2 separate regions of the Homo sapiens genome follow, and region 1 is linked to region 2. A link is an interaction called in ENCODE POLR2A ChIA-PET data of the cell type or tissue named here. Cell type or tissue: Caco-2. All regions are shown on one strand. Links, peaks and the distances in the headings refer to the core of each region. The heading gives the core; the rest is flanking DNA.

The links. Peaks named below come from ENCODE experiments on the same cell type or tissue, not always from the same donor. Only the 100,000 strongest peaks of a DNase experiment are listed, where the experiment ranks them.
Region 1: POLR2A ChIA-PET joins it to region 2 with 10 read pairs; 4 of 35 experiments call an interaction of 5 or more read pairs at or near these places.

What each region holds. Positions count from the first base shown.
Region 1 is chr1:223,716,888-223,732,604 of GRCh38, forward strand. CAPN2 (calpain 2) reads left to right here. Exons shown (of 21, transcript NM_001748.5): 2 at 875-944. Among named protein-coding and RNA genes, the nearest start is that of CAPN2, 12 kb to the left of the region's middle. RefSeq lists enhancers at 1,537-1,706, 1,872-2,719, 10,604-11,264, 14,642-15,237. In Caco-2, for the core only: no CTCF peak of the experiment used is centred there; DNase peaks (open chromatin) are centred at 2,144, 2,924 and 4,294.
Region 2 is chr1:223,821,594-223,829,593 of GRCh38, forward strand. The region is part of intron 1 of TP53BP2 (tumor protein p53 binding protein 2); the gene reads right to left. Among named protein-coding and RNA genes, the nearest start is that of TP53BP2, 20 kb to the right of the region's middle. In Caco-2, for the core only: no CTCF peak of the experiment used is centred there; no DNase peak of the experiment used is centred there.

The sequences.
Region 1 (15,717 bases), core at 546-8,545, 100 kb before region 2:
AATCAATTAGAGGCAGGGCAGGAGCAGAAAGAGTTGGCGCATTTGATCAGTAAGTTCCAATGCCAGTGCTGTCTATTATCTGTGAACTGTGTTAACTTTGGACACGTCACTTCACCTTTTTGAGCTGTTTCCTCGTCTGTAAAAGGGGGATAATACCCATTCCATGAGGTAAAGCTTTGAGCACAGTCTCTGATGTAAGCAGGTACAGAATATATAGATGCTGTAAGTTTCATGGTCCCATGGAAGAATTCAAAAGGGTTAGATCCCGCCTGCCCTCAAAAGGGTATGTGTTAGGAAATCAGAGTAATACCTAAGTAGTAAATTGCAGAGTCCAGAGACTCTGGGACTCAGACTTGAAGGGATGAGTGAGGATTGGACTAGGACGACTTCACGGAGGAGGTGACAATGAGCCTCAAGGTATGATGCAATATGGAAAAGGAGGGAAGAGAGTGGGAAAGGAAGGAATTTCATGCAAGCAAAACAACTTGCATGCAGTAACAGAGGAGAGAGGATGCTAACCCAGTGGATAGGGTGGCTCTAGAGTGTGGATGGTCTCCACGTCTGGCAGAAAAGGCTGGACTTGCTGCTGTGGCCCCCGGGACACAGCACAATGAAGGAGGCTCCAGGCAGTCCAGAGTGTGCAGGGTCCAATGCCTGCCCTTCTCAGACAGGACCACCCATCCACCCATCAGGGCCCAGGGAGCAGGGGTCAGAAGGACCTCATGACACAGAGTTCTGACTGTGATGACACACTTTCCCCAGAGGGGAGGGGAAGGGGAGAAGGGGTTAGAAGACCCCACTGAGAATGGAGGCATCCTAGCTGCAGAAGCACCTGGCTGGTAGGCTAACAGCACTTTGTGGGTCTCGTTCCCAGGAGATCTGCGCTGACCCCCAGTTTATCATTGGAGGAGCCACCCGCACAGACATCTGCCAAGGAGCCCTGGGTAAGTGATAGATTCAGAGCAAGCTGGGGGATCTTGTCTGTAAGGCTGTGGGTGGAAGAGATGAGGGACAACCTGTGGCTTCTCTCCCTTCCCAAGCAGCTTGGCAATTTCTATTTGCAGAGAAGCTCCATGGAATTTCTTGGCCCTAGCGGGCAATGATTCTACCCTCAGCCCCATGCTGGGGCACACAAATGAGGCCTCCTGTGTCCCCTGCACAGGGCTAGTTGCTGAGGTTACAGAGATGCTGCCACTAGGAGGACCAGGGGGCTTCTGGATGTCAGCCACCCCTTGGTATGCACCTCCTGGAGCCAGCATTACCAGTGGTTCACGAAATACACTCTGGGCAGAGGACTAGGTGGGAGGACTCCCCCAGACCAATGACAGCACTGAGACATCAGTTCTGTGAGGTTCAGGAACCAGGGAAGGTGACTCAGTGTAAAGAAAGAGGAAACTCTAATGCTCGCTGCTGAAGGAAGTTATAGTACCAGGGCATTCTCAGTGTTTGCAAGACAAGCTCACCATGGTATCACAGTTGTAACGCTCATTTAAGTAAAATGAACTGGAGTAGCTGAATTGTCCAAAACCTTGCTTTCTGGAGCCGAGTTCAGATTTGTTTCTGGAGATAGTCCTTGTTGAAGGTTTCAACCCACAGGGTTCTCCACCTTTAGTATGAAAATTCCCAAAGCTTCTAGGAAGTCCCAGCAATGGGGCCTGGCGCTGTTATCTAAGATTCTCATAGAATCTGCCCTCAATGTTCTTTTACTCATAATAAATGTGGGCCTATAATTACTAGAGCAGATTATTTGCTCTGATAAACCAAAAATCTATTTTCTGCCATCAGCCTCAGCTGGCTGGCTCCCCAGACAAGTTCATCAGTAGCAAAATCAGTCAACTAGAGTTGTACCTCCTGTCCTCACCCACCTAGCAGAGGTTCTGTTACTCATATACTCCTAATACCAGCTGATAACAGCTAATATGTATCTCTAAGGCACCGTGATTATTCCCATTTTATAGATGAGGATGCAGAGGTCTTCCTACAGCTAAAGTGGTGGCTGGTACCCCTGACCCCAGGGTATGTTTAATTCCTGAGCTAGACTCCCTAAGACGGGACCTGGAAAATTTTCTAGCCCTGAGGAATGTCAGAGCATCATGTGAATCATTAGGACAGACAGACTGTGAGGAAGAACATGAGCTGGGCGGGAAAGTTTGTCTGAGCTCAGGCTCTGCAGATTCCTGAGATGCCAGAGCACATTCTTACCTGCAGAAAACACTCCTTTCATTTCTTTTCTTCTCGCCCCACAAAAGACAGAAGATAGAGGTCCTTGAGCACCCAAGGCGGATCCTCCAGGAAAATCTATTCATTAGAGAAAATGGAATTGATGGAAACTTTGACCAACCCCGGGGGCTTTAGAGAATCCAGAAACAGCCGGCGCAGTGGCTCACATCTGTAATCCCAGCACTTTGGGAGGCCGAGGCAGGCAGATCACCTGAGGTCAGGAGTTAGAGACCAGCCTGGCCAACATGGTCAAACCCTGTCTCTACTAAAAATACAAAAAAATTAGCTGGACGTGGTGGTGGGTGCCTGTAATCCCAGCTACTCAGAAGGCTGAGGCAGGAGAATTGCTTGAACCCAGGAGGCAGAGGTTGCAGTGAGTAGAGATGGCACCACTGCACTTCAGCCGGGGTGACAGAGAGAGACCCCATCTCAAAAAAAAAGAGAGAGAATCCAGAAACAAACACAGCAACTGCCTAACATCTGCTTCAGAGTTTAACAACACCTTAAGTGCCAAAGTGTAAGCAACAAATACATGATTTAAGTCCTGTGTAAATACCACTGGGCCAATTGGAGAGGAGATAGCAAAGGTTAACATTCCTGGGAGAAATTTCCCTCCCAGGGGAATTATAAACCAGGTGAAATGTAAACCTTTTAAAAATTTCTTAGTAGCTAGTCTGTAATTTCTCAGGGGTGTGTGCGTGTGTGTGTGTGTGTGTGTGTGTGTGCGCGCGCGCGCGTATAATGCAGTATTGGTCATTTTGTTCTTTCAGCCTTTTATTTTGGAGGACTCTAGTTAGATCACAATCTGTGAAATGTGGTATACTGTACTCTCACCCTGATTCTGGCACCTGGCCAGCGGGTGCTGATGGGGCCTTGACCTTCACCAAATCCCAACAGCCTCACAAGCACCAGGAACAGAGGCCATGGCAGTGACACTCTGTGACATGGCCAGAGATATGAGCCTAGACTCAGCTCTGTTGGTAGTCCGAAGACTGGGCAAGTAATTACCTGGAACTTCCATCTGGAACCTCCGTCTCTTCCAAAAACGGAGAAGGAAGGAGGGTAAATGGAGTGACCTCAGACACCCCCTATGAGTTTGTATTCAGCTATTCTAAAGCCATTCCCGGGTTTCTAACCAGCTACTCCTCATTCCTTGTGCTAGAGGGTTAGAGCACTACAAGATCATCCTTATTTTCTCTCTTTCTCTCTTTTTTTTTTTTTTTTTTTGACAGGGTCTCACTCTGTTCCCCAGGGCTGGAGTGCACTGGCAGGATCTTGGCTCACTGCAGCCTTGGCCTCCTGGGCTCGAGTGATCCTCCCACCTCAGCCTTCTGAGTACCTGGGACTACAGGCACACGCCACCACACCTGGCTAATTTTTGTATTTTTTTGTATAGACCGGGTCTTGCCATGTTGCGCAGGCTGGTCTTGAACTTCTGAGCTCAAGTGATCCACCCACCTCGGCCTCCCAAAGTGCTGGGATTACAGGCGTGAGCCACTGCGCCCAGCCAAGATCATTCTTTTATTACACACAGAAGGAGTAATAACAGTACCCATCACCTGCATAACAGTATGCAATTCATAGAGCATTTTTTCACTACAGTATTTCATGTACTCATCCCAAATCTAAAGTAAATATTCTCACCTCACTGTACAGATAAAAAAAAACTGAGCCACAGAGACGGGAGAGTAAGTGTAAAGCCACACAGCTAGTAATTGCCAAAGGATTGAACCCTGGTCTGATTTTGAATCCTACACTCTTCCTAACCCATGCTCCCTCCAATTTGCCATAGTGCTGTGCTGAGGAACCATTCTCAGCAAAATTCATCTTCTCTACCTGCGCTTTCTACCCTGAGCCTTACTCAGTTCCCCCAGGGAACTTGGGCAGGTGACATTCTTAGACTTGTGCACTTTGCAACGCCCTGCCCTGTTTACTGTGCTGCCCAGCAATGTTTAATCCACAAACACCCACGCTCCTTCCCAGAAGGCTCAGCTTCCAAGCTTCACCAAAGTCATTTAAACCATGTTTACAGAGCTGCTCTCACCAAGAGCCATCTCCATTGCAGAATATAGTTGTGTAAGAATTGATTCAGCAGAGAAAAATCTGCCCTTCTGGAGGAAGGGCTGGAGACCCAGCTGGAGCCTCCACTGGCTGACCCTGCAGCTAAATATGGCTCTGAAATCGTGGGGTAATAACCACATTCTTACAGGTGCTTGCCACTTGAAATGGCTCCCAAGGACCCAGGAAACTCCAAGGCTGAGCTGCTCCTACCTCTGATGCTTTACTTTGCACTGGGTCACCACTGAGCTTTCCCCACAGCCTCACAGCTCACGGATGAAGGCAGCTACCCCAGCCAGGAAGGCATAGGTCACCTTGCAGGCCTCTGATTTCCTGGGGTAGAGCCCAAGGCTGCCAAGGCTGTTGAAACAGCACACCCCCATTTCATTGTAACCCAGCAAATGTTCCCTGGGCCCCTCAGAGGTGGGTCAACCTGCCTCCTTCTCAAGATGTCACATGGACCCCCAGAGCACCCACTGGGAGGTGTTTAGCTACAGGGTGCCCCACCCCACAGCCTAGCTCAGCAGAGAGTGGGGAAGGGACAAGACCAATGGGAAAGGCAAGCCAGATGGGGAATTTTCCAGTCCTGTTCCTTCTACCACTCATTAGCCACTTATTTGGACCCAACCCCTCTGAGCCTCAGTTTCTTCTTCTGTGAAATGGGAATAATGATAAGGATCCCTTCCCAGGGCTGTGGAGAAAAGTGAGATTTATACAGGCAAACACACTTGGCACACTATAGAATCCCAGACAAATTCAAGGGACCAGGATTATCATTACTGATTCCAGTTATGTGAAAAGTCCTTTTGCCAAATTGCCGAAGAAAAAGAGGATGGTGGAGGAAGAGAAAAGGAGGAGAAGAAAATAAGTTGGGTTGGAAACCAGATCCTTGTCCTTGAAAATTTCATAATCTAAGGGTGGAAATGCCAAAACGAGGAGAGACAAACTTGTGGCCTGTGTTTGGGTAACACACAGATTGAAACTCAGAAGGAGAAACATATGGGGAGAAAATGAACACAAAGGGGTCAGATGTGCATTCCTCAATTTTAAAAATTGAATATTTAAGTGTTTTAAATAATTTTTATTTCTTTTCCTTTCTTTCTTTTTCTTTCTTTCTTTTTTTTTTTTTTTTTTTTTTTTGAGACAGGGTCTTGCTCTGTTGCCCAGACTAAAGTGCAGTAACAAAACCATAGCTCACTGCAGCCTCGACCTCCTGGGCTCAAGCAATCCTCCCACCTCAGCCTTCCAAGTAGCCAGGACTACAGGCACGCACCACCTCACCTGGCTAATTTTTGTGTGTGTCTGTGTGGAGATGGGGTCTCACTGTGTTGCCCAGGCTGGTCTCAAGTTCCTGGGCTCAAGCAATCCTTCTGCCTTATCCTCCCAAGTGCTGGGATTACAGGTGCGAGTCACCACACCTGGCAAATAATTTTTAAATTATAAATTTAAAAATGCATTTTTATAATAGGTACCTTTAAAAATGTTAATAGACTTTTTTTTAAGAACAGTGTTAGGTTTATAGAAAAGCTGAGATGATAATACAGGAAGTTCCAGATACCTCATACCCAGTTTCCCCTATTATTAACATGTTACATCAGTGTGGTACACGTGTTATAATGAATCAGCATTGATGCAGTATTATTAAAGTCCATGCTTTATGCAGATTCTCTTAGTTTTCCCCTAAGGTTCTTTCTCTATTCCGGGATCCCATCCAGGACCCCACGTTTCATTTAGTTGCCAAGTCTCCTTCGGCTCCTCTGGGCTGTGACAGTCTCTCAAGTCTTTCCTTAATTTTGATGACCTTGACAGTTTTGGGGAATATTGATCAGAGATTTTGTAAGATGCCTGTCTATTGGAATTTGTGGTGCCTTTTTAATAAGTATGCAGTGGCTCACACCTGTAATCCCAGCACTTTGGGAGGCTGGGGCAAGAGGATCGCTTGAACCCGAGTTTGGGACCAGCTTGGGCAACATAGCAAAACTCTGTCTCTACAAAAAAATTACCTGGGCTTGGTGGCACATGCCTGTCGTCCCAGCTACTCGGGAGGCTGAAGCAGGAGGATCACTTGAGCCCAGGAGGTAGAAGCTGCTGTGAGCCGTGCACTCCAGCCTGGTTCTGGAGCCACTGCACTCCAGCCTGGGCAACAGAGGGAAAACTTATCTCAAAAAGTAAATAAATAAGTACCCATGTAGTTAAAATGTTTAAAGACTAGCAAATAGATGTTGGCTGGTTTGATGGAGAAAGTAAATCCATTCTTTTTCTTAAAAATGATCTCTTCACCACCAGTCCCAGCACCCCCCTTACCAGCCTCCCAGGGCACTGTCCATGGCTACATTGTCCATGGGCCATCATGTCCCCTCGGCTTCTCTTCTGGTTGTAAATGCTCTTGCACTTTTCTCCCTTGTGGCTGCCGTCCACACTCCCAGCTGCCTTCCCTCTGCACTTAAGATCTAAGATCTTAGAGACGAGATGAGACATCTCTTGCCTTCGTGCATCTAAGACAGCTCATCAACAGGTCCAGGTGAACTGCTAACACTGCTGTGTTGCTTGGAGGCCCCTGTCCCACCCTGGCTGCCTCAGCTTTGGCCATGGTACCCACGGTCTCCAGCTACATCAGATGCCTGAAGAACAAATCTCTCCTTAGCTCTCCCTGCCCCCTCTCCAGGAATAGGAGCAGTGGGACCCCCTTCAAGAATCCCCCATTTCCCATATACTTTCCTGCAAAGCCACAGGGCGTGCAAAGTGGGATTCCAGGGCTCCAGCCTGCTCCCCATGGGCCTCTGGATCCAGGGGTGACTCTTTGCCTGTTTGGGTGCCTCTTTAGATTTTCCACCAGCTTCCTGTGGCCAGGAGCCAGACCACGCCCCTATACGGCCATAGTTGTCTTATCTTGTCTCTGAGATTAGAAGGTTGGAACAGATTTTCCTGATGCCCCACTACTTCTGACATTCTGTGACTTTAGAATGTTACCTTCCTCGACAGCCCCCTGCACCCTCACACATCTGGCTTTAGCTGGACTGGTGTTTGTGAGGAATTATATCTCCACCTTGTTCAGCACCAGTCCCCAAGAAGACCAGCCAAGGGACACTCATCTGGGGATTTGAGAAATGAAGGACCGTGGGTTCCATGAGGTCTGTTGGGGTCCTGGCTAGCAACACTGTCTGGATGATTGAGCCCCAGGAGGAGGTGGCCTGGCCAGCAGGTGTGCAGTGAGGCCACTTCTAGACCACCCCTGTCCCATAGAGCTTCTAGTGATGATGGAAACCGTGTATATCTGCACTGCTCCAAACAGCAGCACTAGCCCTGTGTGGCTGTGGAGCACTTGAAATATGACTCATGCAACTGAGAAACTGAATTTGTAATTTTATTTAATTTAAATGTAAATAGCCACATGTTCCTTGTGGCTGCTGCACTGCACAGCAGCAGACTGTTGCGCTCTGGAATCCAGCCTCTCAGCCTTTACTCTCCAAAGCGGGATAGTATTCACATCAGAGCCAAACAATGCACAGACGTCAATAAACAGGCAGGGCATGGTGGCCCATGCCTGTAATCCCAACACTTTGGGAGGCTGAGGTGGGAGGGTCCCTTCAGCCCAGGAGTTCAAGACCAGCCAAGCAACATAATGAGAACCCATTTCCACAAAAAAAAATTTTTTTAATTAGCTGGGCATGGTGGTGTGCACCTGTAGTTCCAGCTACTTGGGAGGCTGAGGTGGGAGGATCACTTTGAGCCCAGGAGGTCAAGGCTGCAGTGAGTCGTGATTGCACCATGACATTCTAGCCTGGGTGATGGAGTGAGACCTTGTCTCAAAACAAACAGCTAAACCTACATCAATAAACATCTGTAAATATCAGGGTAGCGAATGAGGACTTGGTGTCTGGCAGTTAGGGACTGGCCTCTTATTCTGCCACATACTGGCTCTGTCATTTTGAGTGGATCACTATCCTCTTCACACCTCAGTTTCCTCATCCGTGAAATGAAGATAATAATAGTGCCTACTATCAAGACCATCCTGGCTAACACGGTGAAAACCCATCTCTACAAAACTACAATATGAAATACAAACAATTAGCCGGGCGTGGTGGCATGCACTTGTAGTCCCAGCTACTCAGGAGGCTGAGGCAGGAGAATCGCTTGAACCTGAGAGGTGGAGGTTGCAGTGAGCCATGATCGCACCACTGCACTCCATCCTGGGCAATAGAGCGAGACTTCATCTCAAAAAAAAAAAAATTGTGTCTACCTCAGAGGACTGTAAAGATGAAATGAAATAATAGACATATAAAGCTCAGAGCTCCAGAGGCTGGTACATAGTAAAGGTTTAATCCATGCAGATTGCACGTTCTCTTTGGGGACAGTACAGCTGGAGGGGAGTACTGTCAAATGAGGTCGCGTCGCTGAGGTGGAGACACATTGTGGCACATCTTGAATACCCGACTGGGTCCCAGCTTTAGCACTTGACATTGGCGGCCACCTAAGTTTTGGAGAGGGGTATGACAGAGGAGGTGGTGTCCCAGGGGGAAGGTCCGGAAACTCAGAGGAGTTTCCTGCTGTAATTTTCTTTGGTCACACAATGGTCATGGCCTCCTGATGTTTCCCACAAAGGGCCAGAGGCCCTTCAGTGCCAAGGAACGTGGACTCTCTCCTATCCCAGCACATACACGTGCTTCCAGTACCTTGTGATCTCTAGCCATAAGTTTCCACTCACCCATCTGCGAAATGGGAACAATGACGATGTTTGCGTCCTTTCTTTTTCTTTTCCTACAATGCAGGGAACTTTAAGACTATGTGACAGAAAGGTGCCACTGGAACCCAGGGCCTCGTGGGTTTCCTCCGTCTCTCGGGAGACCAGGATCCGAGTGAGAAAGTTTCCCACGTTCATTCTTGTTGGGCCCATTCTCAGGATGATGTTTCTCCTGTATTTTGCTACCCCAGCCCAAGCAAGACTAGTAGTTCAGCTTTGTGAATCCCCTCAGGAAGTCAGGAAAATAGATACTGTCTTTGGGCTTCCTCCAGGAGCTAAGAAAGGAGAGTTCCTGAAGAGCAGGAATTTAAGACAGGAATTGGCAGCCGAGGGCAAGGTTCCACCTCCTCCTCCCTTCTTCTGTGGGGTCTGTGATGAGAGCAGGGATGGGGAGGAAGAGGGTGGGTTTGCCTGCGCCTGGGGGGAGGGCAGCCATCAGGAAGGAGCAGCCACCTCTGCTGGGGTACTGGAGATAAAAACTCTGATATTGACTAGTGACCGTGGGGGCGATGGCCCAGGAGGGTCAGGGCTGCAGGGAACAGGGACACAAAAACGACAAAACATGCAACAGGTTATGTCCTTCTGGTCCAGGGCACGGCTGAGACAGGCAAGGGACTAGAGAGAGGAAGAGTGAATGTCAAGCCCCAGCACCCTCGCCTCCCTCCCATCCTCCCTTTTAGGGCCTCCCTTCTGGCAGATAGGGCAGGGAGAAGGGAAAGGAAAGGCCTGGGACACGTGGTTTGGATCACTGGCTGTGGCTCACAGTTCTGATGTGTGTGCAGTTTAGGGAAGGAGGCTGAAGACTTCTTGTTAATAAGGGTGGGGCATGAGTAAAATGGAGGATCTGCCCCCTCCCCTCCCAGCCCCTGATACAAATGAAGGATGATTGTACATGCATGGGGAATTCCACTTTGGGGGTATCCTTTTCTGGGCTGCTGCCAGACTCTGAAATGAGTAACAAAGGGATGGCCCAGGGTGACTCATCAGCTACCCTCTCGCAGGCCTAGCACGCTGGCGGGGTGTGCATTTCCTCTAGAGAAGCCCCTCCCTGCCAGTTTCAGAGGGATGGCCCTGAATTGGCTTTTCAGAGGTTCCTTCTCCTCCCTTCCAAAGCGAAGACCCACAGCTGCCTGAAAATGTGGCTCTCCGCCTTCTTGGGCTGCCTAGGACCTTGAGAGATGTGTCTCTCTGGGACAGGGTGTCAGGTCTGCTGGAGATTGTTAAAATGCTGTTGTCTCAGGAAGGGTGAAATTTAGCCAGGAGCAGTCTTCAGTAGCTTGGTCTGTTTATCGTGTATCTAGCTGTCAGCATGCAAAACAAAAGAACAAAAGGTCTAAAGAAATATAACGCAAAACAGGTACGATTTGAGATCCATCAGGGTTTCTCAACCTTGGCACAACTGACTGGATAATTGTTCATTGTAGGGGGCTGTCCTGTGAATTATAGGATGTTTAGCTGCATCCTTGGCCTCTACCCACACACCCCCGTGTGCCACTCAAAAATGTCTGCAGACCTTGCCAAATGTCCCCTGGGGGCTTGGCGGAGTTGGGGGGTGCATGGAATGCCCCCAGTTGAGAACCACTGGCAGAGCAGGAGTGAAGGGGGAGGTACTGTGGGGGTCACTGGGCACACAGAATGCCATTTGGGGAGCCTGGTGCAAGGGAGTGGCCGGATGGGAGGTAGGAATAGCAGTGGTAATCAGTAGGTGAGTTGCTGAAGACAAACTAAATATTCTTTCCAGCATTGCTTCAATCTAATCCAGCCGCAAGTATGAGTAAATACTGTAGGAAAGGAGAAAACATTGCATGTACGGGGTCAGGGCAGCATTGCTGGGATATTTGAGCCTGTGGGAGGGGAGCTTCAAGCTTCCCACTAGCATTGGGAGGAACACAGCAAAGGAGGAGAAGGGCCCTCCCTGCTTCTTGGAGAATGGTTCCACTGGCAGGCCATTCCGTCTGCTCAGCTTCCTAGCTCAGGTGCCTTTCCAAACCACACATCAGCAGGGAGACAGTGGGAACATCTCAGGTCCAGGGTACCTTGGGAACTGCAGAGCAGCTGGGTGGCCTGACACTGGCATTTCTCAGTGTTGGCTCCATTCTCTTGCTGGCACCCCCAGGTGGGAGACTCTGTTAGCAGGTGTATCTTACTATCCCTGGCTCCCTGGTATGCGTTACAGTTCAGACTCCCAAGCACAAGCTCCCTGTTTTGTCACACCTGTATCTAGTGTGTAACAATCCACCCCAAAACAAATGGCTTGAAACACAAGGCATTTTGTTCTCTCTCATGGTTCTGAAGGATGACGGGGCTGAGCTGGGCAACTCTCTCCCGCTCTCTCAAGTGGTTGCAATCAGATGGGGATGGGGACAGAGTCATCTGTAGGCCCCCTCAACCACATGTCTGGTGCCCGGGCTGAAGGGTGGATCAGCAGGGGTCCAGGGATCTCTGTCTCTTTTGTGGTCTCCCCATCACAGGGACTTGAAGGTAGCTGAACATCTTACAGCAGCTCATGTCCCAAGAGAAAGACCTGGGAGCTGTCTCATCTTTACGACCTAGGCTTGGAAGTCACATAGCATCACTTCTGCCATATCCTATTCATTGAGATCAATGAAGGCTCACCCAGGATCAAAGAGAAGGGACATGGAGCCCACTTCTAGATGGAGAGTGGCAGGGTTCTGGAAGAACATGTGAAACCAGAAACATTGTTGCCACCATTTTTGGAAGACACCACGATTCCTCCCCTTTGAATAATGGCCTTCTTGTCCTTTACCAGTAATAACCCAAGCTGCTTGGACATTAGCTCTTCATGGTTTGCGGGGTGGGGAGGATGTGTTTTCTGGGACTTCCCAAGGTACACAGTAGTGAAGGACTTCACAAGCTGGGCTGATGTGCCAGCTTCAGGACTCCACTCACCCCCAAGCGTTCTGAGATGCCCATGGGGCTCAGGAGCCCTGACTTGCACAAGCCAGCAACTGCCTTTCTGCTTCCATTCAGCCAGCTTTACTGGGCATCTGTTATAGGAAGAGCAGTGGGCTGAGACTTCAGCAAAAAAGACAAAAGCAAAACACAATCCCTTCTCTATACAAGGTTCTTCCCTTTCTGTGTCCAACCAGTCCCTCCATTCTCGGTCCTTAACTCATCACCAAGCCGCCATTTTCTTCTATTCCCCCATTACTCCAAGGCGGGCCTCAGTTCTCACCTGGAGTCTGGCTCAGGATGCCTACAGGTGGCCCCAGAATTGTAATGGCTTGACATGCAATTTTTCAGCTTTACAATGGCATGAAAGCAATACACATTTAGTAGAAACTGTACTTGAAGTACCCATACAACCATTCTGTTTTTCACTTTCAGTACAGTATTCAATAAATTACATTGAGTTGTTCAGCATTTTATTTTAAAACAGGCTTTGCCTCCTTAGATAATTTTGCCCAACTGTAGGCTACTGTAAGTGTTCTGAGCACAATTAAGGTAGGCTAGGCTAAGCTATGGTGTTAGGCAGTGTCAACAAAATAGTCAAATTCTGTGAAATATTTAAAGAGTTTATTCTGAGCCAAATATGAGTGACCAAAGCCTGTGACAAAGCCCAAGGAGGTCCTGAGAACCTGTGCCCAAGGTGGTTGGTTTACAGCTTGGTTTTATACATTTTAGGAGGACATAAGTTACAGGCAGACATCAATCCAGAAAGGCGGGACAACTTGAAGTGGATGGGGAAGGCACAGGGGCTGGAGGGGGCTCCGAGTCACAGGTGGATTCAGAGATTTTTCTGATTGGCAGTTAATTGAAAGCATTAAGTTACTATCTAAAGACCTGGAATCAAGGCCGGGTGCGGTGGCTCACACCTGTAATTCCAGCACTTTGGGAGGCCAAGGCGGGTGGATCACCTGAGGTCAGGAGTTCGAGCCTGGCCTGGCCAACATGGTGAAACCTCGCCTCTACTAAAAATGCAAAAATTAACTGGGCATGGCGGTGTATGCCTGTAGTCCCAGCTACTCAGAGGCTGAGGCAGGAGAATCGCTTGAACCCAGAAAGTGAAGGTTGCAGTGAGCCAGGATTGCACCACTGCACTCCAGCCTAGGAGACAAGAGCAAGACTCGCTCCCAAAAAACCAAAAAAAAAAAAAAAAAAAAAAAAACGAAAACCTGAAATCAGTTGAAAAGTGTGCCTGGGTTGAGATAAGAAGTTGTTAGAGACCAAGGTTTTTATTATGTAGATGAAGTCTCACAGAGGGCCACTCTCAAAGGCAATAGATGGCAAATGTTTTCTATTCAGACCTTTAAAAGGTGCTACTAGATGCTCAGCTAATCTCTTCAGGATCAGAAAAAGACCTGAAGGGAAGGTGATTCTCTACATCAAGCTTGTCCAACCCTCGTGCTGCCCAGGATGGCTTTGAATGTGGCCCAACACAAATTTGTGAACTTTCTCAAAATATTATGAGATTTTTTTTTTTTTTAGCTCATCATCTATCATTAGTGTCAGTGTATTTTATGTGTGGCCCAAGACAATTCTTCTTCTTCCAGTGTGGCCCAGGGAAGCCAAAAGATTGGACACCCCTGCTATAGAATGTAGATTTTCCCACAAGAGACAGCTTTCAGAGACATTTCAAAATCTGTCAGAAAAATATATTTTGGGCTAAAATACTTTGATTTCTTTCAGGGCCTGCTATCTGTCATGTGATGCTCTACTAGAGTGTGGTTGGAATTTGGTATCTTATTGCTAGGAAGAGTCTGTTTTGTGAGTCTTAAGATCTCTGTTTTCAGTTAAGGCTGGTCAGCTGTGCCTGAATTCCTAAAGGAGGAGGATAAAATGAGGCATGACGGACCTCCCTTCCCATCGTGGCCTGAACTTGTTTTTCAGGTTTACCTTGGAATCCCCTTGACTAAGGGGGCACCCATTCAGTTAGTTAAGGGGCTTAGACTTTGATTTTTAGTTTACAGTAGGCTGAGGTGTATTAAATGCATTTTCGACTTGCAATATTTTCAACTTCTGATGGATTTGTTCAGATGTAACCCCGTTGTAAGTTAAGGAGCATGTATACTTGTATCTAATCCACTTTGGGCATTGCTGCCAGAAAACCTGTCCTCAGGGAGCTATGGAAGTAGTGGAGGCAAATTATTAAATGGATGGATTAATTCCAAGTTCAGATCATGTTGGGAGTCAGCTGGGAGTCAGTGTGAGGATCTGGGAGGGGAACAGTAAGGGGTTAAGAGAGATACCCCAAAGGATGATTAAGGAGGGAGAGTTGGAAGGAAGGTTTCCCACAAAGAGGAAGCAGGGAGTGATTCATTCTGAAAAAGGCAAATATTTTATTATGCTTGGAGGGTCTGGTGCAGAAGGGGAAAGGAAGAGAAGGAAGTTTGGCTTAAATTCCCTTAGGAGCCAGTTCAGATTCCTAAGCTGGCCCGGACATCCAACCCAATCCGCCTAGCCCCAGCCCTCTCCAGTTCCCAATGCCCAGCCCCACAATGCCCGTCCTGCTGCCTGCCTGTTCTGGACTCTGCACTTGACCTTCCCTCTCCCTGAAAGTGCCCCTGCTCTTCCTCACCCAGCTCCCCGCTCTAAGCCTTCCTCGCCCACCCCAGCCCTCCTACAGTCCCAGTCTGCCCTGTTCAGACTCAAAGCCTCATGCTCACCACCATCATCCACAACCAGTTTCCACGTCTGTCTCCTGCCGGCTGTGAGCTCACTGCCTCAGAACCAGCGCCAGTCTCCTCTAGACTGAGTACAGGCCTGGCACGGAGCCAGGAATGCACCAACAAGGAGCCTGAGACTAGATTGGAGGGGAAAGAGACATGTCCTCCAGAGTTGACTTACGCGAGGACAGAGGTGTGCAGAGGCACGGCAAGCTGGGCCCCAGGCGAGAAGCATGGAGTGAGGGATGTGGAGGCAGCGGAAGGCATCTGGGAGTCTGGGCTGCCCCGTAGCAGCTCTGTGTTCTGCCTGCTCTTCCTCCAAGATGAGCTCCCTTGGCCAGTGTGTGAAACGTGTGTGTGAGTGTGTCACCGGTAAGCTGAGTTCTTTCCCTACTTGGTATCAGTTGCAAAGAAAGAACACTCAGTTGGAAAAAAAGGCAAGAGGGTTTTATTCCTGACCAGGAGAAAGAGAAGGAGGGGGCTCTTGCTCTAAAGACACCTTCACCCCGAGCCATGGAAACTGGGGAGTTGTAAGGAGATAGGTGTGGGGCAGGGAGGTGTGTAAGCAGGTGTGGGGTCACGGTGTGGGGGTGGAGACCTCTAGACGCTCAGGCCCAGGTCATAAACATGCCTCTCCATACAATGCAAGATGTGTTACCAGAAAGGGGTCCTGATCTAGAACTAAGAAAGGGTTCTTGGATCCCGCTCAAGAAAGAATTCAGGGTGAGTCCATACAGTAAAGTGAAAGCAAATTTATTATGAAAATAAAGGAATAAAAGAAAATCTACTTCATAGAGCAGCCCTGAGGGCTGATGATTGCCCATTTTTATGGTTATTTCTTGATTATATGCTAAACTTCTTGATTATATGCTAAACAAGGGGTGGATTATTCATGCCTCCTCTTTTTAGATCACGTAGGGTAACTTCCTGATGTTGCCATGGCATCTGTAAACTGTCATGGCTCTGGTGGGAGTGTAGCAGTGAGGACGAGCAGAGGTCACTCTTGTCACCATCTTGGTTTTGGTAGGTTTTGGCCGGCTTCTTTACTGCAACTGTTTTATCAGCAAGGTC
Region 2 (8,000 bases), core at 1-8,000:
ATACAGTCACATCAGTTCAAATTAAATCTGTTTTTGCCAGTTTTATTCATGTTGTTTGCCAAATACTTATATATGCTGGACCCATACTACAAATATATCTTCCTGTCAATCCTGTAAAGGTTGATGCGACAACCTCATCCATATATACTTATTTATGCACAGTCTCTTTTTTGGAAGGACACGTAAGAATGTAACACGCTGCTTCTGAAGTGGAAGCAGGAGGGAACAGAGCTTGTGGGGCAGCTCTGTATAAACCTAATCTTTATATAATGTACATATATTACCTATTCAAAAAATTGTACTTTTTTTTTTTTTGGAGACAGAGTCTCACTCCATCTCCCAGGCTGGAGCACAGTGGCATGATCTCGGCTCACTGCAACATCCGCCTCCCGAGTTCAAGTGATTCTCCTGTCTCAGCCTCCCGAGTAGCTGGGATTACAGGCGCATGCCATATCACACCACACCACGCCATGCCACATCTGGCTAATTTTTGTATTTTTAGTAGAGACGGGGTTTCATTATGTTGGCCAGGCTGGTTTCAAACTCCTGACTTCAGGTGATCCACCCACCTCGGCCTCCCAAAGTGCTGGGATTACAGGCGTGAGCCACTGCGCCCGGCCAAAAAATTGTACTTCTAAAATGTTTTAAGCAAATTAAATACCTACTTTGAAGTACAAGATTTCATTAACAAAGTATAAGTAGAAATGAGTAGCTGTTATGTTAACACCTACCTGACCTTGTATATAAACACTGAGACCAACAGAAGGTTTACATTTAAAACTCACTAATAGGCTGGGTGTAGTGGCCTACACCTGTAATCCCAACACTTTGGGAGGCCAAGGCGGGAAGATCATGTGAGTCCAGGAGTTTAAGACCAGTCTGGGCAACGAAGCAACACTCCGTTTCTACCAAAAATTAAAAGAAAATCAGCCAGACATGGTGGCACATGCCTGTGGTCCCTGCTACTTGGAAGGCTGAGTGGGGAAGACTGCTTGAGTCCAGGAGGTCGCAGCTGTAGTGAGAAGTGACTGCACCACTGCACTCCAGCCTGGGTGAGACCCTGACTCAAAAAAAAAAAAACAACAAAAAAACCTAACAATCTTGACAATCTTTCTCCTAGTAAAAAAAGACACTGTATCTTAGAAACACTGCTACTAAAGAATTAAATTTTTCACACCTATTAAATTACAAAAAAAAAAATCTTGTTAATTTCCAATGCTGAAGAAACGAAGTGAAACAGGAAACAAGTTTTCGACAGTGATGCAAATTAGTAAGGCTCTATGTTTATTCAATTCAATGAGTAACTCCATGCAAGTCAGTATGTATCAGGATTAAAAAATAATAATTTGAAAGCGTTACCTCACAGTGAGAATACATCCTGTGAAAATAATTCCAATCAAAGAAAGAGAATGCATAACCTATGGAACATAAACTTGAGGGACAAGTTTAGTCTTTTAAAATCATTAATGAAACTATGCTAAGCACTGGGAAAAGTTTGGGTTTTAAGACTGCAAAAAAGCAGAATAAGTAGGATATACCCTATGACCACAATGACAGGAGGACATCACACAGCAATTGGAGGGCCTACCAACAGTCACACAACTCCCCTTCCAACTTAAATGTCTCTGCCCATTACCCCCAAGTGGAGAAAGCTGCATTAAGATGTTGCTTGGGAAAAGGCAGCACCGGATTAGGGATGATGATGGAAACTGGCTAAGACATCAGACTCGGTGCCTCAAGAATTGGTCAGAGAAAGAGGAGATATACATGAGAGAAAGAGCGGACCCTTGCACTCAAGCCAGTCCAAGCCTCCACATTCTGCAACCAAAGCTGTTAACTCACATGAACAGGTATAACAGAGGGTAATCCAGAAAAATTAAAATAGTGAACACTGTTGAAACAATTTTTTAATGGAAAAATAAAAAAACACTGTAGACTTTCCCAGTATGAGCTCAAAAGCTCTCAAGCTAATTATCTCAGGCTTTTCACATTTTGACTACATAAAGGTACACAGTTCTAGAGTTCAACTTAGCCAACAAGGCAGCACTCAAAATTATTACACAAAAATCATAAAGCCTTGACTAAATCATTGAAAAAATAAAACGATTAACAAAGCACAGAAGTACACTCGTCTGCTGCTCCCAAAGTATACAGCATATTCAGTGATGGAGACAAATAATGTACACTTTAGCATTAAATACTCCCTCTCCATACTCCCTACCGATGCAAAAACTTGCTTTGAAGTTTATCACTTTGAAAATAGTAACTTTTCATTGTAAATATGAAGCTTAGAGGTGTTAAGTTACAGAAATACTGGAAATACAGAGTATATGCTAAACACACACCTTATCAACAAATAAAAGCCTATTATGTAAGATAGCACCTTACCTCTGTAAACTTCATCTTTCAGACACATTATCTCAGAAACTTACATCAACTCTCAGATAAACAGCAGGTGTTATTTTCTCTTTATAAATGAAGAAAAAGACTCAGATAAGTGATCTATTTGCCTACTGAAATGAGAAAGGTACAATTCTGTTTTTCTGATCTATCCTCTATTCTTTAAGCTGTCCTTTATAGAAAGAAAATACTAGGAAATGCTCCATTTAACCACAGTTACCCACACTTTAACAGAGATCTGATCTTTTACTTTCTGGAAAACCAACAGCTTCATTTATTTAAAAGTACAATTAAAAATAAGAATGATGACAGATGTGTTCTATTTATGGTTACTTTTCCCACAGGTTTAACACTGGTATGAACAGTAAGTGTACGAGTTGACCCCGCTTCTACCTGTAATGTATGGAGATTAGCTCTGCGGTGATTTTAGTAATTGTACTGCAGTCCGCGATGCTGGGCCAGCAACACGCTATTTTTGTCGATTCCCAGGCAGGAGATCTAGTTCAAACTCCAGATTTCTTCATAATTAGTTAGACTACCTTAGGCAAGTAATGTCACCTCTCTGAAACTCAGCATCCTCATCTTCAAAATGAGTCTTTAAGTTCCCCAATAGCTACACGTTTACCTACGTAACAAACCTGCACATCCTGCACCTGTATCCCAGAACTTAAAATTAATTTTTAAAAAAAAAAGTTCCCTAAGAGCTACTATTTAGTAAATGTTTACTAGGTACCAGAGTAAAAGTCAACATTTTTACAGCAGCCTACAAGGTCTGCTGTAGTCATGATCTGGCCCCCATTTCCTTCTAATCCCCCCTCACTCTGTGCTCTATCAGCGTCCTCTTTGCTGTTCATCAAACACACCAGGCATGTTCCCAGGTGGGAGCCTCTGTACTTGCTGTTCCTCTATTTGGAATGCGCTTCTTTGTATGCCAGTGTAACTCTCCCTTCCTCATCTCCGTCACGCCTTTACTCAGATGTCACCCTCTCAGTGAAGCCTTACCTAGGAACCCTACCTAGAATTCCAACACCAAACACACACACACACACACACACACACACCCTAGCCCATTCTTCTGCTTTATTTCCCTCCTTAGCACAGTCACTAACATGTCATATGTTATATTTATTTAACTCATTTTTATTATCTGCCTTTCCTACTAGAAAGTAAGCTCCATACAGTCAAAGGTTTTGTCTTTGTTCAGTGTTGTAGACTCAGCGCCTAGAACTGTGCTTGGTGTGTAACAAGTACACACTAAGTATTAAATCCTGCAAATGTGATTGCATTTTACAGATGAAAACACTGAAGCACAGAGGGATTTAAGTAACTCACCCAGGTCACACAGCTATTAAGTGGCAAAACCAAGATTGAGCCCCTTCCTTGAGAGCATACAGGTAAAGACTCTCCTGAATCTGGACCACACGGTGCCAAGTGTGTCACTGCCTCTAGTTCTGTCTTTTAGAGCAACATTTTGCCCACAATCCATCATCTCACCTGATTTATTTTCACGGTCAGTTTTGTTTCAGGTACTGCTAAACGGTATGGCATGTAGCGTGTAGCACAGCTATATACTCTCAAATGAGAGAGTGTGTTGTCCACTCATATCTTCAGCTTACATCCTGCTACCATCATTCTACCTCTGTTTCAACATTATTTTCATTCATTCAGTATTTACAGATCATCTGCTATATGTCTCTGTTCTAATGTAAAAATAATCTTTACTAAACAGGTAATACTACAGACAGTACAAAATTCAAAGAGAGAGAAAGAAAGCTGTTAGAAGGACACAGCCAGCCCACAGGAAGGAAGTCAAAAAAATAAACACCACAACCTGGCTCCTTCCCTCTCATGTCCACCCACTACTCCCCACTGGACAAACCCAACTACCTACCAGATGGCAAGGGAAGCGGTTGATGCAGTTTAGAGAAGTCAACCTCCTAAGGCACAAAGCAGGGTGGAGGAAGGTGAAAAGTGAATGCAGAGAGGCAAAAAAAAGACACTCAGCACAGGAGCCCTCCTCTCCGTACTATGCAGTCAGAGGACTCTTGAGCAACCGAGCAACCATCTAAAGGAAGTGAGGACACAGCCCAGCTAAGGTCTGGGAGAAGAATGTGCCAACCAGAGGCAACACATTTAAAGCCCTTGAGAAGGAAACAAGTTTGTCACATTTGCACAAGAGGAAGGTCACTGCAGACGAAGCAAGAGGAAAGGGTTAATTCAAGGAGGCAAGCAAAAGCCAGATCATGCATGTCTTTATAGGCTGGAGGTTCCCAAACTTTGGTGTGGACAGAGGGTCGTTATTAAACACAGATTGCAGGGCTCCACCCCAAGAATTCCAAAATCAATAGATCTGGGTTGGAGACTGAAAATTCTGCATTTCTAACAAGCCCTCAGGTGATGTTGATACTGCCGGTCTAGAAACCACGTCCTGAGAACCATCGTCTAAGGCTAGGGCAAGGACTGTGGATTTTAATCTAAAAGCCCACTGGAGGCAAATCATTAAAGTCAGAAAGTAGATCACTGGGTGTCAGGAGCTGCGGGAAGGGGAAATGGGAAGTGACTGCTAATAGGTACAGGGCTACTTTTTGGGGTGATGAAAATATTCTGGAATTAGTGGTGATAGTTACACAACATTGTGAATACATTAAATACCACTGAATTACGTATTTCAAAATGATTAGTTTTATGGTATGTGAATTATATCTCAATTTTCAAAAGTAAGAGGTTACTGGAGGATTTTGAACGGGGTAGCTATTTATGCCCTTAAAAAAAATCACTATATGAACAAACTACAGGAGGACTGGCATGAAAGTCCAATTAAGAGGTAAATGCTACACACGGAATGAGATACGATGGTAGCACAGACTGCAAATTAATAGCAAAGGTGGTGAAAATGGCTGGATTTGGATTATTATTTGAAGATAGAGCCAGTAAGACTCGCTTGGTGGACAGAATGTGGGATTTGAAAGTAGAGAGAAATTAAGAGTGACTCTGGATCTGCTACCTAAGCACTAGGTACAAAGTGAGGAAGGAGGAACAGGTTGGGAAGGGCCCACAGAATGAGGCCTCTATGTTAAATATGAGACACCTATGGAACATTCAAACGGAGACATGAAGAGGCCGTCTAATATGCAAGTTTGACTGAGATGAGAAAGCAAGAGATGAGCATGCAGAGGCATTTAAAGCCTAAGCCTGGATGAGAGCAGCTAGGGCCAGCTAGAGACAGGAAAGAATGCTGAGGACTGTGTCCTAAGCTAACCAAGCAACCTCCAGAGGTCCCACGGAGGACAAGGATTCAGCAGAGAAGCCTGAGAAAGAGCCACCAAAAAAAGGAAGAAGTCCAGAAGAGTGCGGGACACCAGGAACCAAGCAAAGAAAGCGTGTGAGGGAGGAAGATGCAAAAGTGTACAATCAGATTTGGCAAGATGGAGGCTGCTGACTGCCTTGACCAGCACTGAGTCATGGGAATAAGGGCCTGGCTGGAACAGGCTAGAGAACCTGAGGGAAGGAAGCAGAGGCACAGTACAGACAACTAGTTCTTCCAGTGTGTTCTGCCCTAACCCAAGGCAGAGCAAATGGAGCCATCTAGGGAAGGGAGACACAGGGTAAAAGGAGTGTTTTGTTTTTATCTCAAGGTGAGAGTTTTTACAGACCATTTTAATTGATGGGAATGACCTAGTTGAGAGGGAAAATGGTGTTGACAGGAAACTAACTATAGATATAAGTATATCCTCAAGTTATAAAGGTTATTTTTTTCCAATATGTATCAATTCCCTTTTCCTTCCTTTACTTGGAAGAGGAAAAAAAAAATAAGAAAAATAATCAAAAGAGAGGCTGGTTTCACTAACCTATCATGTTAACATGAGAAAATGCAGGCAGGCACACATGTTCTTTTTATTGCTACCATCCTTTTATCTTTGTTTTACAAATTTACTGTATTACAAAAAGAATTATTCAAAAAGTAATTGAATTTTCTGTCTAATAAAAAAATGAATTCACTTCTGTTTCATTTTGGTGAAGCAGTTTTTATCAGCATGTTGAAAATTTTACTTAGAAAAGAAATTTTAGGCTACTCTATCAACTAAGTCCTTCAGAAAACAATTCTGGCCTAGAATCCACCATTTTTAAAGATAAAAAATAAAACTGTTAAATCTAAGAAGTTTCCTGCATCTGATACCAAAATATTTTTGAAGGCAATGAATAAAAAATGAAACATTTTTATTAAAAATATTTCAGTTACACATGTTTTGTTATAAAACAGTGCTCACTGTATCCTATTATGCATACACATCTACAGGCACAGAAAAAAGCCTGAAACTATATTCACCAAATTAACAGTAGTTATGCCCTGGTGGTGGGATGACTAAGTGAATTTTTAGGAACTTATCTACGTTTAAATTTTCTAGAATGTACCACGTGCACAATAAAATTGATTTTTTAAGCAATCAATGATGAAAATAACCACATACCATTCTTATTCATATACATTGTGCCTTCCCTGGATCCTTACCGTGAGATATGGAAGACAAATATCTGTTGAGACTGTTTTTCTTGGGTCACTATCTTGCCTCAAATTTAGTCAGGAATGATTAAAAACAAGCAATTAAGAAGCACATCTTAAAAGTCCACTATATTAGAATGGAATATTATTCAGCCATCAAAAGGAATGAGGTACTGATACACGCTACCGCACAGATAAACCTTGAAAATATTACGCTAAGTGATAGAAGCCAGACATGAAAGACCACATAGCATATAATTCCATTTATATGAAATGTCTAGAATATGCAAATGCATACAGACAAAAAGTTGATAACTGCCAAGAACTGAGGAAGGGGGAATAGGGAGTGACTGATAAAGGTATGGGGTTTCTTTCTCGGGTGATGAAAATGTTCTGTAATTAGTGGTGATAGCAGCACAACCTTGTGAATATACTAAAAACCACTGAATTGTACATTTTATATGGGTGAATTTTATGGTATGTGAATATATCACTTTAAAAAAAAAAGAGCCCACCGTATGCTTAGTATGTGAGAGATACAAAAATCTCAGGCCGGGCATGGTGGCTCACACCTATAATCCCAGCACTTTGGCAGGCAGAGGCAGGGGAATCACTTGAGCCCAGGAATTTGAGAGCAGACCATCCGGGGCAACATGGCAAAACCCTGTCTCTACAAAAAAACACAAAAAATTAGCCAAGCATGGTAGCGTATACCTATAGTCCAAGCTACCCAGGAAGCTGAGGTGGGAGGGTCACCTGAGTCCAGGAGATCACTGCATGCTAGTCTGGGTATCAGAGTGAGACCCTGTCTCAAAAGCTATATATATATTTTTATATGTTTAGTACTCTATTACATGAATGAGAATGTGGGTAAAATGGAAATTCAGAAATGAAAAAGATGATTATGAACTGAGGTAGACGAGGTTTCAACAAACAGGCACAAATTAATAGTAAGCATAAGGAAATAATGTTTTTAAATTATCTGTCATAACTTTACTTCCAAAATGCCTTCTCCTGACACTATATGTTCTTTAAATACCATATTCTCAAGAATGTAAGATGACTTCATTAGCTCCTTTCCCATAAGGAACCAAGCAAA